Regions from separate parts of the Homo sapiens genome. Here regions 1 and 3 are each linked to region 2. A link is a contact called in ENCODE Hi-C or POLR2A ChIA-PET data. All regions are on one chromosome and are shown on one strand. The core of a region is the stretch at or near the end of the contact, and the rest is flanking DNA. Distances in the headings are between cores, read along the strand shown. Region 1 holds the start of SEMA3G (semaphorin 3G). Region 2 holds the start of DUSP7 (dual specificity phosphatase 7). Region 3 holds the start of DNAH1 (dynein axonemal heavy chain 1).

What was found. Hi-C counts contacts between places; a loop is a spot of excess contacts on that map. ChIA-PET counts read pairs that join two places held with the same protein, here RNA polymerase II (POLR2A). Pooled maps may share reads with other maps.
Region 1: a pooled map shows a loop between it and region 2 (3-fold over the local background). The contact joins the promoter of SEMA3G here to the promoter of DUSP7 in region 2. A Hi-C loop is called at or near these places in 3 of 168 maps with a recorded cell type or tissue (CD8-positive, alpha-beta T cell and naive thymus-derived CD4-positive, alpha-beta T cell), 3 of 37 single-sample maps with no recorded cell type and 13 of 50 pooled maps.
Region 3: a pooled map shows a loop between it and region 2 (4-fold over the local background). The contact joins the promoter of DNAH1 here to the promoter of DUSP7 in region 2. A Hi-C loop is called at or near these places in 1 of 37 single-sample maps with no recorded cell type and 7 of 50 pooled maps. POLR2A ChIA-PET finds 5 or more read pairs at or near these places in 3 of 52 experiments (H1, activated B cell and activated naive CD4-positive, alpha-beta T cell).

Annotation. Positions count from the first base shown.
Region 1 is chr3:52,443,736-52,448,029 of GRCh38, forward strand. It overlaps SEMA3G (semaphorin 3G), which reads right to left and starts at 1,368. Exons shown (of 16, transcript NM_020163.3): 1 at 1,178-1,368. The coding sequence starts at 1,292. RefSeq lists enhancers at 465-1,341, 1,342-2,218.
Region 2 is chr3:52,053,888-52,058,200 of GRCh38, forward strand. It overlaps DUSP7 (dual specificity phosphatase 7), which reads right to left and starts at 2,684. Exons shown (of 3, transcript NM_001947.4): 1 at 1,963-2,684; 2 at 53-487. The coding sequence starts at 2,479. RefSeq lists silencers at 1,195-1,264, 1,975-2,024, 2,345-2,404, 2,605-2,984, 3,385-3,744.
Region 3 is chr3:52,314,067-52,318,586 of GRCh38, forward strand. DNAH1 (dynein axonemal heavy chain 1) reads left to right here and starts at 2,253. Exons shown (of 78, transcript NM_015512.5): 1 at 2,253-2,479. RefSeq lists an enhancer at 2,767-3,705 and a silencer at 3,644-3,873.

The DNA of each region.
Region 1 (4,294 bases), core at 118-2,617, 390 kb after region 2:
CCCTATTTGGGGCTTTTTCTAGCAGTCTGACCTCCCCGCAAAACCACAGCTCCCGGAACAAGACCACATTCCCCTCAGCCTCTCCAGGGACGAGCGCCATCTCCCCCAGCAGACTGGGCTTCCCAGGGGAAGGTGGTCACCCCTCTGGTTTCCTCAGGAAGGATCTGCCAAGAGCCTGTCTCGGGCCTTCCCTGGGCCCATCCGTGGAGGCCTGAGCCGGCTCACATGTCTAGGGTAGAACACAGGAACCCCCAGGCTGGGATGTGCAAAAAGGGGAGGTGAAACTCCCCCTGGGCTGGGGCGCTTCTTGGGTGCAGGAGCACATGAACAAGCCCACTCTGGGAAGTGGGCTGCAAGGGGGGTCCTCCCCTTCTCTGTGGCCCCAGGACCAAGGGATAGCATGCTGCCTGCTCTCCCGTTGGCCACCCTGGGCAAAAAGTGCCAGTTGAGCCCAGACAGACCCTTCAGCCCCACCCTCTCTGTCACTCTCCCCTGCCTGGTCCCTTCCTCTGTCTCCTCCCCATCTTTATTGAGCTCTCTCAGGGTCTCCATCTGTCCCTTTCTCAGCACTCCCCCTCAGGTGCCTCCCACCGCCACCCTGGTCCTGTCTCCCAGGACCTGCCTCCCTCCCACTCCCCGAGAGCTGTGCAGGGAGAGGCTCCCTCCCCTACAGCTGACCAGGCACCCAAGAGCCCAAGCCACCCAAACAGGGCACACGCACACAAACAGGGCACACGCACCCAAACAGGGCACACGCACACAAACATGGCACACGCACACAAACTCGGCACACGCACCCAAACAGGGCACACGCACACAAACTCGGCACACGCACACAAACACTGCACACGCACCCAAACAGGGCACACGCACACAAACACGGCACATGCACCCAAACAGGGCACACGCACACAAACAGGGCACACGCACACAAACACGGCACACGCAAACTCGGCACACGCACACAAACTCGGCACACGCACACAAACACGGCACACGCAAACTCGGCACACGCACACAAACTCGGCACACGCACACAAACACTGCACATGCACACAAACACGGCACACGCACCCAAACAGGGCACATGCACACAAACACGGCACATGCACCCAAACAGAGCGCACACACACAAACAGGGCACATGCACACAAACAGGGCACGCAGGGGCTGGTACCTCGGTAGGAGAGCCGCAGGCGGGGCACACTGGGGCCGGGGCTGGGGCCAGAGCTACCCCCATGGAGCAGGAGGCCCCCTAGCAGCCAGCAAATGGCCCAGGCCGAGGGGGCCATGCTGGGGAACTGAGGGCACCGCTGCCGCCTGCCTGCAGAGCCGCCCTCTGGTCCCGCTGGCCGCCGGTTGTAGTTTGCTCTGCTGCCACCAGGCCACCACTTATAAGGCAGTGGCTCCACCCAGTCCTGGGCGGGAAGAGGGGCGGAGGAGAGAAGGAGGCTGGGGCCTTGCCGTCCACCTGCCGCTTCTCCTTCCACCTTGTTGGCCCAGTGCAGGCTTTTGTGCCACACTGGCCAGCTCCCCATTGGGAAGACCTTCCCAGCTAGGGCACAGGCCATGTGTACAGAGATGTCCACAAATGCAGGTCCCCAGGCTCCAGCAAAGTGACAAGTGGGGAGAGAGCCTGGAAGGGAGGTCAGGGATCAGAGGTTAAAGTTGATGGGCTGGGTAGGGGCCTAGCTGGGCTCTGCCTTGTTCTCTGCCCCTCCACTGCCCACAGCAGAGACCTTCCAAACTGGCCCTGCCCCAATTCCAGGATATTCCAGCCCCCTGAAGCTTTGGCCAGACTCTCCAGCTCCCCTGGGTAAGGGTGGAGGGCCATTCCCAGCCCAAGGGGCGCCATGTCCTAGACAGGTGTTTGAGGTCCGGCAACACTTCATAGAGCCAGCAAGAGATGACTGCCCAGCCTCTTCCACCCAGGCCTGTCCCCATCTGGCTTCCAGGCACCCCAGCCTCTCCCCACATCTACATGCCCCATCTCAGCTCACCAGGCTTGCTTTGGGGTAGGGGACAGGGGCATCAGGGGACTCCATGCCGAGGGAACCTCCCCTTGCCCTGCCTCCCTCAGGCCTCCAGTCCTTCCAGAGACTCAGGGTCCAGAGCTTCCCCAGGTCAGTGATGGTTCTTCCCAGGGACCCCATGCCCCATAGGCCCTACAGACACCTATGATCTCTTAGAGGTCACTTCCCCCACCCTGAATACTGACTGGGTGGCGGGGGGCACAGAAAGCCACAGAAGAGGGCCAAAGGGGAAATGGGACTGAGGGCCTGAATCTGGGGTGAGTGACGGGACCTCCCCATGCTCCCTGCCCCAGAACAGTCGCCACCTCACCCCACCCCAGAACCCTACACTCAGAACCTGAGGCCCTGGGCACTAAAGAGATTTTAATTTTGAGCTGGAGTTTGAGTTCCCAGGATTCTAACAGCTCCTGCAGGTTGGGCCTCCCACATGGACCGGCCTGGGCCCTCTGATGGTGGTCAGGGAACTTGCGGGGCACTCAGAGAGGGAAGGACCTGGCCCAGGCCACAGAGCAGGCTGAGAATGGGTCCAGCTCAGCTCTGCCCCTTCCTGGGACCCTCCTTTGCTTCTGGGCGTTGTTGGGAGTATGGGGACCCCACCCTCCTCCCCTACCTCAATCCTGAAATGGAAACAGGTTGGCTTCTTGGGTCAGCATGACAGGTCTCAGAGACCTACAACTCTGCCTCCCTGTCCCCAGCTCCCTTCACTCACACATGCCTTCTTCAGCAGGGGGCTGGCCTGGAGGTGGGCAAGGGGCTGCCCACAGAGGCCAGTGATGGAGCTCAGCCCAGCCCTGCCTCTGGCCCTGCTGGAGAGCCTTGGCCAAGGCCCTTCCATCTCTGGGTCTGCCTCTTCCTCCCAGGGCCAGGGACCAGCCACCCTGGGTGTAAGCAGCCTTCATAACCTGATGAGTGGGCTTGCGCAGGGGCTGCTGTCAGGGTGACCATATCCTGGGACCTTGGAGTGGACTGCTTCTGTCTCTGTTTCCCTGGGGAGGTGTGGCCAGCACACTGCCCAAGCTGGGGCCAACTTCTAACTGGAGACTGAGCTAGGCAGCCCTTCAGCCAGCATGTGACCACCAGCGGCGGGCAGGAGGCCCAACACTCCTCAGCCTGCCAGCCCATCCTGGGGTCTCAGCTCAGCCAGACACCCAGCAGGGGCTGCAGGGAAGCCTGGGTCGACTGGGGAAGGGTGTGGGGGCAGCCTACTCCACACTGCGGAAAGAGCCTGTGGCAGGCTGGGAGTCCGAACTCTACTGTTAATGTGTGTGGCCTCAGTCAGGTCCTCTCCTTCTCTGGGCTTCAGTTTTCCAGGCCTGGGGGCAGAGGGTAGGGATCGTCTCTAAAGGCCCCCCTGCTTGCCAGCTGCAGGTGGGAAAGACCACAAGGGTGCTCCGAATTCGAGGATCAATGGGCCCAGACACGGGCATCGTGTGTCATCTAGTGGACAAAGAAGGAACTGCAGGAGGCCCCCAAACTCGCTGTGTCAGGCCCTGTGTTGGGGTAGCAGGGCCACCCAGCAGAAACAGCAGCCTCTTGAGGACGCTAGCAGTAACCAGGCAAACACAATATAAAGAAGCAGGAGCAGTGGAAGATGCTCCAGTGATTGCTCTTGATGGAGGAAATCAAGGGAGGCTTCATGGAGGAAGCACTATCCAAGCAAAAGCCCAGAAATGGAAAGGATGCAGCAAAACAGGCAAAACTAGGTGATGCATGAAGGATACAAAATGCCATGTACTGGTGGGAGATGGTGAGCTGGGCTGATACCTATGTGAAGTGCGTGTTCATGCAGCAGGTGCCACCAGGTGGATATGTGGAGGGTCACAGCCCAGCCTCTCCCAGCCAGAATTCTGGGGTGGGCATGCCTGGAAGGAATGGATGCCCCCAGTCCCCTCCCCACCAATTTCATGGATGGAACAGGGATATTAGGACAATGCCATGCCCCCTCCACCCCCACGGACCTCCAGCTGCTTGCAGAGGGTGAGCCCCCCCACTTCCCATCAGCCATCCCTCACAGCTCCTCCCGCCCCACCCCAACCCTCCTACAGTATCTTCTGGGGCTTCCATCTGCAAGCAGGGCCATTCATCTCCTCCTCCTGTCCCAGGACCTGTCCCCCTCCCCACCACAGCTGATGAAAAGAGAGCCAGGACGTGGCAGAGCCCTCCTTCCCCCACTGCCCCTTCCTGACAATCCTCACTCCCTTCAACCCGAGCACACGTGGCCCTTGTCTGAGCTTCCCTGGACCCCATATCGCTTCTCAGCT
Region 2 (4,313 bases), core at 1,434-3,933:
CTGCATACACCTTGATGCACCCACACCCCCCTGCCCAGCACACAGCACCTACCAATGAAGCTGATGGCCTCAGGGAAGAACTGGGAGAGGTTCTGGCTCCAGTGGTCAGAGATGGGGATCTGCTTGTAGGTGAACTCGCCGCCGTGCTCGAAGGCGTTGGGTAGGTTGGGTGTGACATTGAGGATATACTTGATGCCATACTTGCCGAGCACGTCCAGGTTGGTGGAGTCCTTGGCGCAGCCGAGGTAGAGGTAGGGCAGGATCTGGACAGGGAAGGCTGGTTGGCTGGATGGCACAGGGCTGCCGTCTGACTCGGTGGCACTGCTGGGCAGCTCTCGGTCCGACTCGCCGTCGGAGCAGTCAGAGCTGATGCGCAGGCCCCCCAGGCCCAGCACTGAGGTGGGTGGCGAGCTGCTCGGCGAGGAAGAGCTGTCCACGTTGGTCTCGCAGTGCTCAGAGTACTCTGTTTGAAACTTGTTGAAACCACCTGTGTCCAGGGTGAGACAGGGCCTGGGTGAGAGGCTGGTGAGAGCCCAGATGGGCTGCACAAGACCAGAGATGGCCAGGACTCTGCACGCCAAACACCACAGCACCCACGGTCAGCATGGGCCATGCCAAGCATGTTACACGTGTGCCCTCTCTCGTGTTCTCTCCATCTAAACCATGACCACTTCACAGATAAGGAAACTGAGGCCCCAGAAGGTGAAGTGACGTGCCTGGACTCCAAACTGGTACCCATAACACTTCGGGGCCCCCAGCCATGGCACCAGCTTTAGGGCACTTGAGGACAGGCCCCAGCTAATTCCTCTTCTGCAGCTCCCACGCACACCTAGCACCCATGGGTGTTCAGTAACAGCTAAGTGGTAAAGAAAAGCAGACAACCCCATCTTAGCCAGCACCTCTGGGTTGGCAAACTCCTCTTATAGATGAGACCACAGGTGCCAGAGCCACATCTGGCTCAGTTAGAGGCAGAGAGGTCCTGGGCTTCCTGAACGGGAGTCTAGTGGTTGCCCAGCCCCGAAACTACAGCTGGGGAGGGTAGTGGGAAGGTACTGGCTGGCCCCTTCCCCCAGCAGGGGCAGGTTTTTGAAGGGGGTCCTGGCTCCACTTCTCTAGAACCCTCCCTTAGAACACAAGCCCCACCCCCAGCCTTGGACCTGCAGCGGGGGAGGGCCACTGGGGCGATACAGGGACAGGAGAAATGGGGAGCCCCTTGCAGCGAGGCATGGGCCCTGCGCCCGAGGGTGCCGCAGGCCTCCCCTCCCCTCCCGCCCGCCCCGCTGCCAGCAAGAGGCCATTTTGGAATGTTAATTGGAAACACCGGCCTCAGCCACTCGCCCCCCGGTGCTACCTCTCCCTTCTGCAAGCTCCGGGGCAGCAGGCTAGGGACCTGGGGGTCCCGAGAGACCCGGGCCAGGGCAATGGAGCCTGCCCATACCCTGCCCCAAGCGCCTCCTAGAGGCGGCAATTCTCCGGTGGAAGAAGCAATTCCCGGATCCAGGAGACCCCAACCCAAATGGTCTCCATGCGCTGGAGGTGAGGATGGTGCTATGAAAGGTGCCCTTCCTGATCCTGGCCTTCCAGAAACACGAATTCTAGGCTGGACTTGGGCGCCCTGCCGCTTTTAGGGTTCTGGGAGGCGGCGCCTTCCACCTCTGAGGGGCTCCACTGGAGCCCAGGCACTACTGTCGCCCCATCAACAGGAAAAAAAAGGAAACCCCAGGCAGGGGAAAGTTTGTTCCACCCACTCGAATCGTGCCGAGAAAGGGGGCGCAGAGGGAGCCCCGCGCCTGCCAAACCACACAGTGGGGACCCGGCTCCAGGAGGGCGGATGCGGGCCGGGGACGACGTGGCGCCCAGAGGGGCAGGCCGAGCGCGTGGAGAGGAAAGCGCCTCCAAGGGGGGCGTCAGGGAGTCGCGGGGGGGCCCCGATCCCGTAAGGCGTCTCGGTGCCGCCCTCACCTTGGAGGTAGTAGGCCTGGCAGCCGTCGTCGCGCAGCTTCTGTAGGAGCAGGCCGAGCACGGAGGCGGGAGCGCCGGGCTCGGGCTGCCACTCGGCCGTGGCCTCGTCGTAGAGCAGCACGGTGGCCGCCTTGCAGCGCGTGGCGAAGCGCTCCTTGTCGGCGTGGTTGGGGATGATGGAGCGGATGGGCAGGTTGCCCTTGCGCAGGCGGCGCAACATGAGGCCCGGGATGGCCAGGTTGATGGCCGTCTCGATGTGCGACGACTCGAAGAGCTCGTGCGGCCGGCAGTCGAGCAGCAGCAAGGACGCGCCGCCGCGCGCCTCCAGCTCCTCCTGCAGCCACTCGGCGCTCTTGCAGGGCATGGCCCCTGCCCCCGTCGCCGCGCCCGCCCCGGTGCCTGCGCCGGACCCCGACCCCGCACCGGGCTCGGACCCCGCCCGGGTGCCCCCAGCCGCCGCCGCCCCCGAAGTCGACATGTGCGCCCGCGCTGGGGGGCCGCGGAGCTGGTTTTTCATGGGGAGCGCGGGCGGCCCGGGGCCGGGGCCGGGCAGCCCTGCCCTGGGACGGCGCCCCGGCCGCGCGGGCCCCAGCCGCGTCTCCGGGCGCCCGCCTCCCGCCGAGCTGCGCGCCCGCCGCCCCGGCCTCCCGGCCTCCCGGCCTCCGTCCCGCCCGCCCGCCCGGCCCTCCGCGCGCACCGCGGCCTGACAGCCCCAATTAAACGGCGGCTCCGGCGGCCGCGCGCCGAGGCGTTCTCCGGGGGGCGGGGCCGCGGGGGCCGGCGCCCGGGCTTAAAGGCGCAGCGCCTCCACCGCCCCTCCCCACGGGGTATGCGGGCGCGCTCGCGACCCGAGCCCGGGAGACCAGCGGCGGGGCCCTCCCCCACCGCCTCCGCACCGTTGCCCCCTGGACTAGCTCGGAGCTGACTACGATCCGCCTAGGGACCCCGGCCTAGACGCCCTCATGGGTTCACTCTGCGCGTGCTCCCAAGCTCTTCTGGACACTGCGGGAAGAGAGGCCCTGGGGGCGTCCTATGCCTGGCACCCCCACCCCACATTCACAACAGCATAGTTTTCCTGGGACGGGGCGTGGTGGGGGGGATGGTCAAGCTGAGCAACCTCTCCTCCTCCCGCCTGTCATCCCATTCATTTTTTCTGTCATCGAGTTCATTCAACAAATGAGAACTGAACGCCTACTACGTGCCAGGCACTGTGCTAGGCGGTCACCGTTTCAGAGGACCTCATCGTTCCCCTGACGGTCACAGGCTCCAGACCTGAGGGAGAGCGTCTCACGCCAGCAGGCCTGATGGGAAATCAGGACCTGGGCAACTGGCGGGGTAGGAAGACTCAGGGCCGTGCCACCTTCCGTGGGCAGGTGTGGAGAAATCCTAGAAAGGACCAGCTTTGGGAAGGGATCGCGAGCCCTTTAAGAAAGCTTTACAAGCGGGGTGGTGACAGGCGCCCAGTGAAGCGCCACGTGACTTTTTCCACGGGGCCGGTGGGAGGGGAATGCTCCTTTATAATCAGCTTTCCTTCCCCTGCCTCCCTCTCAACGGACCAATCAACTTCCGCGGTAGGCGGGCGCCTGCCATGCAGATGGCCAATCCTGGCCGAAAGAGGCGGTGGCGGAGGGAGGCGGGGCCCGCCGCGGTTTCCACCCAGGGCGGGGAAGTGGGCGGGGCCTCCGCCCGCCCTGTGTGTCGATTTGCAGGCAGGCGGGGCAGCGGAGGTGAATGGACCCGCAGGTAGCGCTAGAACAAAGCGGCTAGACGCAGGCGGCGCGCTTGCGTAGGACCTGCAGTGCTTTCCCTACGGAGCCAGGGTGGCAGCTTGAGGCTGGACCCTGCCGTCTATCTGGTCCATTCTTTTGCCTGGCGGGGTGCCCCTCCTTGGGGCTTAACCCCCCGACTCCGCCCGAGGCTGGTCGGCTCTGAGACACCTTGCCCCCATCCCTGACTGGGGGAGCGGTGGTGCTTGAGGGACGGCCTCTGGAACCCCGAGGATTTGAGCTTTCCGCTAACCTCTGACCAGAAGGCACGAAAAGGGGTGACTCAGGAGCAGTCCCCGCCTGTCTTTCAAGCGAGGGATAGTCTTTCGGAAGAGTTTCATCCTGGGCCACAGGGCTGTATCCCAAAGGAGCAGGGGTCTCTCCCACAGTCACATTCTCAGAGTGTGAAAGGAGAAGCAACTCTCCGCCCAAGGTTGTCCTGGGGGTCCTGGGCCTGTGGAAAGAGCTTCCAGGGCCCAAGATGCCAAGACCCAGATTCTGTCCTGCCACTTGCAGGTGTGTCCTGTGACCTTAGTATGGTTCTTCCCTCTGGGCCTTGGGTCTCCCAGTGTAGGAGAGTGCTAG
Region 3 (4,520 bases), core at 1,003-3,502, 260 kb after region 2:
CAAACCCAGGCTCCCTGGAAGGTGGGAGTGGGGGCACTTGGTGGGTCACAGGGCCAAGTTGATGAAGTCACCCACTCTGCCAAGATATTACTCCAGCTGACGCTCACCAAACTCCTTGGGACTGAGGAAAAATCAGAGGTGCTCAGAGCCTAATTATAATAAACAGTTTCCTGTGCAGCTCCTGGAGCCCCCCTGGGAAATGTCCTGTGGAAGATGTCTTTGTCTCAGAGCCTGCCATCTGGCGCTTTGGCCCAGGAAGGTGGGGACCAACAGGCATCCCCCCCTTGGGCCGCTGCTCCTGGAGCGCAGAGCCTCAGCATCCTGCACCCTCAGATGGAGGTCAGAGAAAAATAGGCTGGGGGAGAGGAGGTGAGGGTGGGATCATGTGGGGTCATGTGCAACTGGGCTGGTGTCAACAGCCACTATCTTTGAGGTGATGGCCCCGATGTGGGTTGCTCTATCTTCCAGTCATTTCTATGGGTCTTTCCTGGACTGACGCATGGGCAGGGCTGCTGAGAAAAGCTGTGCCTCTGCCCCAGCACCCCCTGACCCCATCCATCAAGTCCACCCTCCAGTTGGGAGAAACAGCAGTGACCATCACATGGTAGGGAGTGAGTCATCTACCAAGTGGTACTGACCATGGTCCTCTGGGGCCCTGAGGAGAGTGTGTGTTCTGTTGGCCAAGGCACTCAGGGAGTGTGTCCTGAGAAGTAGCCCAAGATGGCATGGAAGATCATAGAAAAACAAAGAGGGAAGAGGCTCCGGCAGGGAGGCTGCACAGGAGTAAAGGTGGGCAGGGGATTAGGTGGGGGCTGTGATGGATGAAGATTGTCTGTTCATGGGCCAGTGGTCTTCAGTCCACCAGCCCCGGAGAAACTCTGTTCTACTCCTTGCTTGAGCTCTGGGCTTTCAAGGTCTTGTCTGTCAAGGTGATCATGTGGATCAAAGGAGAATTAAATTTTCTCCATTTTTATTCATCAAAGAAATGATTATGCTGGTCAGAACTGCTGAGGGCAGCTGAGCAATGGCAGGGAGGCTTATGTCGGGGAGGCCTGGGGAGGCAGTGAATCGTAGACCTCACCCATTCCCTTCTCTGACACCCCCCGCCCCCGATGCCTGCAACTCACTTTCTTGTGGCATAGCTCAGAGCTCCAGGCCTAGAAAATCAGAGGAAGATCCTGGGGGCCCAAGAGGGAGGCTGGGGACAGGTGGGGAGCGGGTAGCTCAGCCACTCAGTCTGGATGCCTGTCACCTTCCGTTCTGGCTGGCCAGCCACATGAAGGGCCCATTCTGCTGCCCATTCACAAGGGGCTTTCATCTCTGCAGCCAGTGAAGCATTGCTCCCATCTCAGCCAGCAAGGAGACACAGGGGAGGGGGTGTGCAGACTTGCCATGACCTCAGACTCCATGCTGGAAAGGCATGGCCCTGGGCCAGGGCATCCTAAGCAGCCCATCTGCCCCAATCCCCCAGCTTCCAGGCCACCAGAGTCCTCAGCAAGGGGGATCTGAGTAAGAGATGGGCAGTGACTCCCCAACTCTTGTAGAAACCTAGTCCTCCCATTTCAACAAGGGTAAGGCTGACCTCTCTTCCAGCTTATTCAGGGCAAAAGATGGCCCTCCCATCACAAGAGGGGCAGGAGTCCAGTGGGTCATGGCTCAGCCCCCTGCTCCTTTCCCAGGGAGCAAGGTAAGTATGGTGGCCTTCAGGACAGGGCAGGAAGACCAAAGCCTGAACCCTTGCGCAGCCATGGGAGAAGACAGCACATTAGAGGGTAGCCCCTGAGACCCAGGAGAACAGGGACTGACTCACGGTGTCCTTCCAGGGAGGAGGGAGGCAGTCATATCCACAGCCCGCCCTTGAAGAGGGGCGAAGTGGAGCTGGCAGGGCTGCTGGTAAAAGCAGCACCCCCGACCCCCACCCCTCAAGTCCATTCTCCAGTTGGGAGAAACAGCAGTGACCATCACATGGTAAGCAGTGAGTGGTTCTGTGAGCTGGGCCTCCTGAGAGTGGACCCTTTCAGCTGTGGCCTGTCCATCTGTCCAGCAGCCACAGCCCCTGTGATGTCACCAGCCCACTGTGTTGCTTGGCAACTTTCCAGGATTAGCATTCTGCCCCTCTCATCCCTGACATCCCACCATAGGCTGATGTTGCCATGGCAACCCGGATAGATGCTGCAGCTTTTTGGACAGCTGTACCTAGTGTGGGAAGTGCCAGGCAAAAGCAGGGAAGCAGGTGCCTCTCTACAGGCCAAGGGGGGTACCCAACCTATACGCAGACCCATTGAGCAGCCAGACTGCCCTAAACAGGGCTATGGAGTCCTTGTCCCTTCTAAGAGCTGTGGACACCTTGCCTCCAGTTCCCCTCACAGTCCTTTCTTCCTTCTGCAGTGATCACTGAGTACCTGTGTGAATGCCAACAAGAAAAATAAAACCACAGTTTGGATTCAGGAAAGGTTGCACCACCATCAGGTCTTGAAGGGTGAGTAGGAGTCCGCCAGATGCAGGAGTGGATGGAGACAGGTTCTAGACAGAGGAAGCAGAAGCCTGTGCAAGGGCTGAACCACTGTCTCCAGGCATAGATTACACCCTGCCTCTAGGTTCCTCATGGCCTGGCCTCTCCATCTTTCCCACTCAATACACTTTATGGTGGGGATAGGGTCCAGTTCAGTTCCAGACACTTAGTGCCCAGCAACAGGCCTGGCACCAAGCCAGCACGACTAAAATGCCAAGTAAAATTCAACATCAGGGCCTATGACCTCCCCTAGTACTAACCGTCTCAGCAAGTCTGTTTCCCCATCTGTGAAATGGGGCCAGTTTTGAGAAGGCTGTGGGCAGGGGTTCTCAGGTACAGATGGGGTGATGTTTTTCTTTTGGTTCTTTTGGTTTGTAAACCACTTCTTTCCCTTACAGAAAAAATTGGAAGACTAGTACATGGACATCTGTGACCTTCAGATTCCCTAATTGTTATATTGCAGCACTTTTGCTTTATCTCCTCTTTGTCTTTTTATCTAGCTATGCTTACCTATATGTATAATTTTTGCTGAACCATTTGAAAGGAAATTGTAGCGGACATTCTGACGTGTTTCTTCAAACACTTCAGGCCACGTCAACTAAGGACAGTCTGATACAACCACAGTAGCATTATCACATCTAAGAAAATTAACAATAATTCAATATTCAGAATAGGGCAGGAAGATCAAAACCTGAACCCATGCCAGGTGCTGAGAGCAGATGAGGGGCATCAGAGGGTGGGCGCCCGAGCCGAGGGGTGTCGGGCGCATCCGCTGCCCAGCGGAAGCGGCGGCCTGAGTGGAGTCACCGTGCAATGGGTGGGTGTGGCTTTGTGAGCCAAGCCCCAGGAGAACCAGAACCCACCTTTTCCTCAGTGCCCTGACCAGCTGTCCCGCAGCTGTGGCTTAAATGCCAACTTCCAGTTCGTAAATTTCTTCAATTATTCCTCCCCAAATTATTTACATATGTATATGTATTTAAATCAGGATTTAATCAAAGTTCTCACGCTGCATTTAGCTGTTTCGCTGCTTACTCTAAAAGGGCACAGGAGGGAAGATGGGTGGGTAATGGAGCCTAGAAGAGTGACGCTCCCTGGTCGGCCCTAATCCTGCCGATCGGGGCATATGCTGGAACATCCCAGTCCCACTGTCCTGGGCGGAAGTAACCGAGACCTGGAGTTGGTGGGTAGGTAAGGGTTCAGGCTGGGGAGGTTCGCGGACGGAAGCTCCCGCCCTGCGGTGCCGGATGGCCCCGCCCCTTAGCAACGGCCTAGCGTCCCTCCCTAGAGACGGGGCTGATGCATCCCCGCACTGCTCGGTGGAACCGGTACGTCGGTGAGGCGGAGGGGTTGCGGGGCCAGCGCGGGCAGCGGGACCTCGAAAAGGCGCGGAGGGCGAGTGGACGAGGGTGGGGAATGGGGTCTCCCAGGAGTCTGGTTGCTGAGCCTTGGCCAGGGGGAAAGAAGGGAGGTGCACTTTATTTTATTATTTTTGAGACGGAGTCTCGCTCTGTCGCCCAGGCTGGAGTGCAATGGCGCGATCTCGGCTCACTGCAACCTCCACCTCCCGGGTTCAAGCGATTCTCCAGCCTCAGCCTCCTGAATAGCTGGGATTATACGCACCCGCCATCATGCCGGCTAATTTTTGTGTTTTTGTAGAGACGGGGTTTCACCCTGTTGACCAAGCTGGTCTTAAACTCCTGACCTCGGGTGATCCGCCCGCCTGGGCCCAAGTGTTTGGATTACAGGCGTGAGCCACTGCGCCCGGCCTGGAGGTGCACTTCAAACAGCCTTGCAGTGAAGTCCTGTACTTGCCAGACCAGTTTTTGGGCCCCATCCCCATGCTGAGCACGTGGCAGTCCCATCAGCTACCCAATCCTTCTCCAGATCCCTACCAGAGTTGTTACAGAGGTCAACTTCATTCCTTTCTCCACCTTGCCCATCCATTAGTTCATTTGTTCACACAATCATTCAGCAAGTACTTTCTAGGCACCAGCTGTGTGCCAAGCCC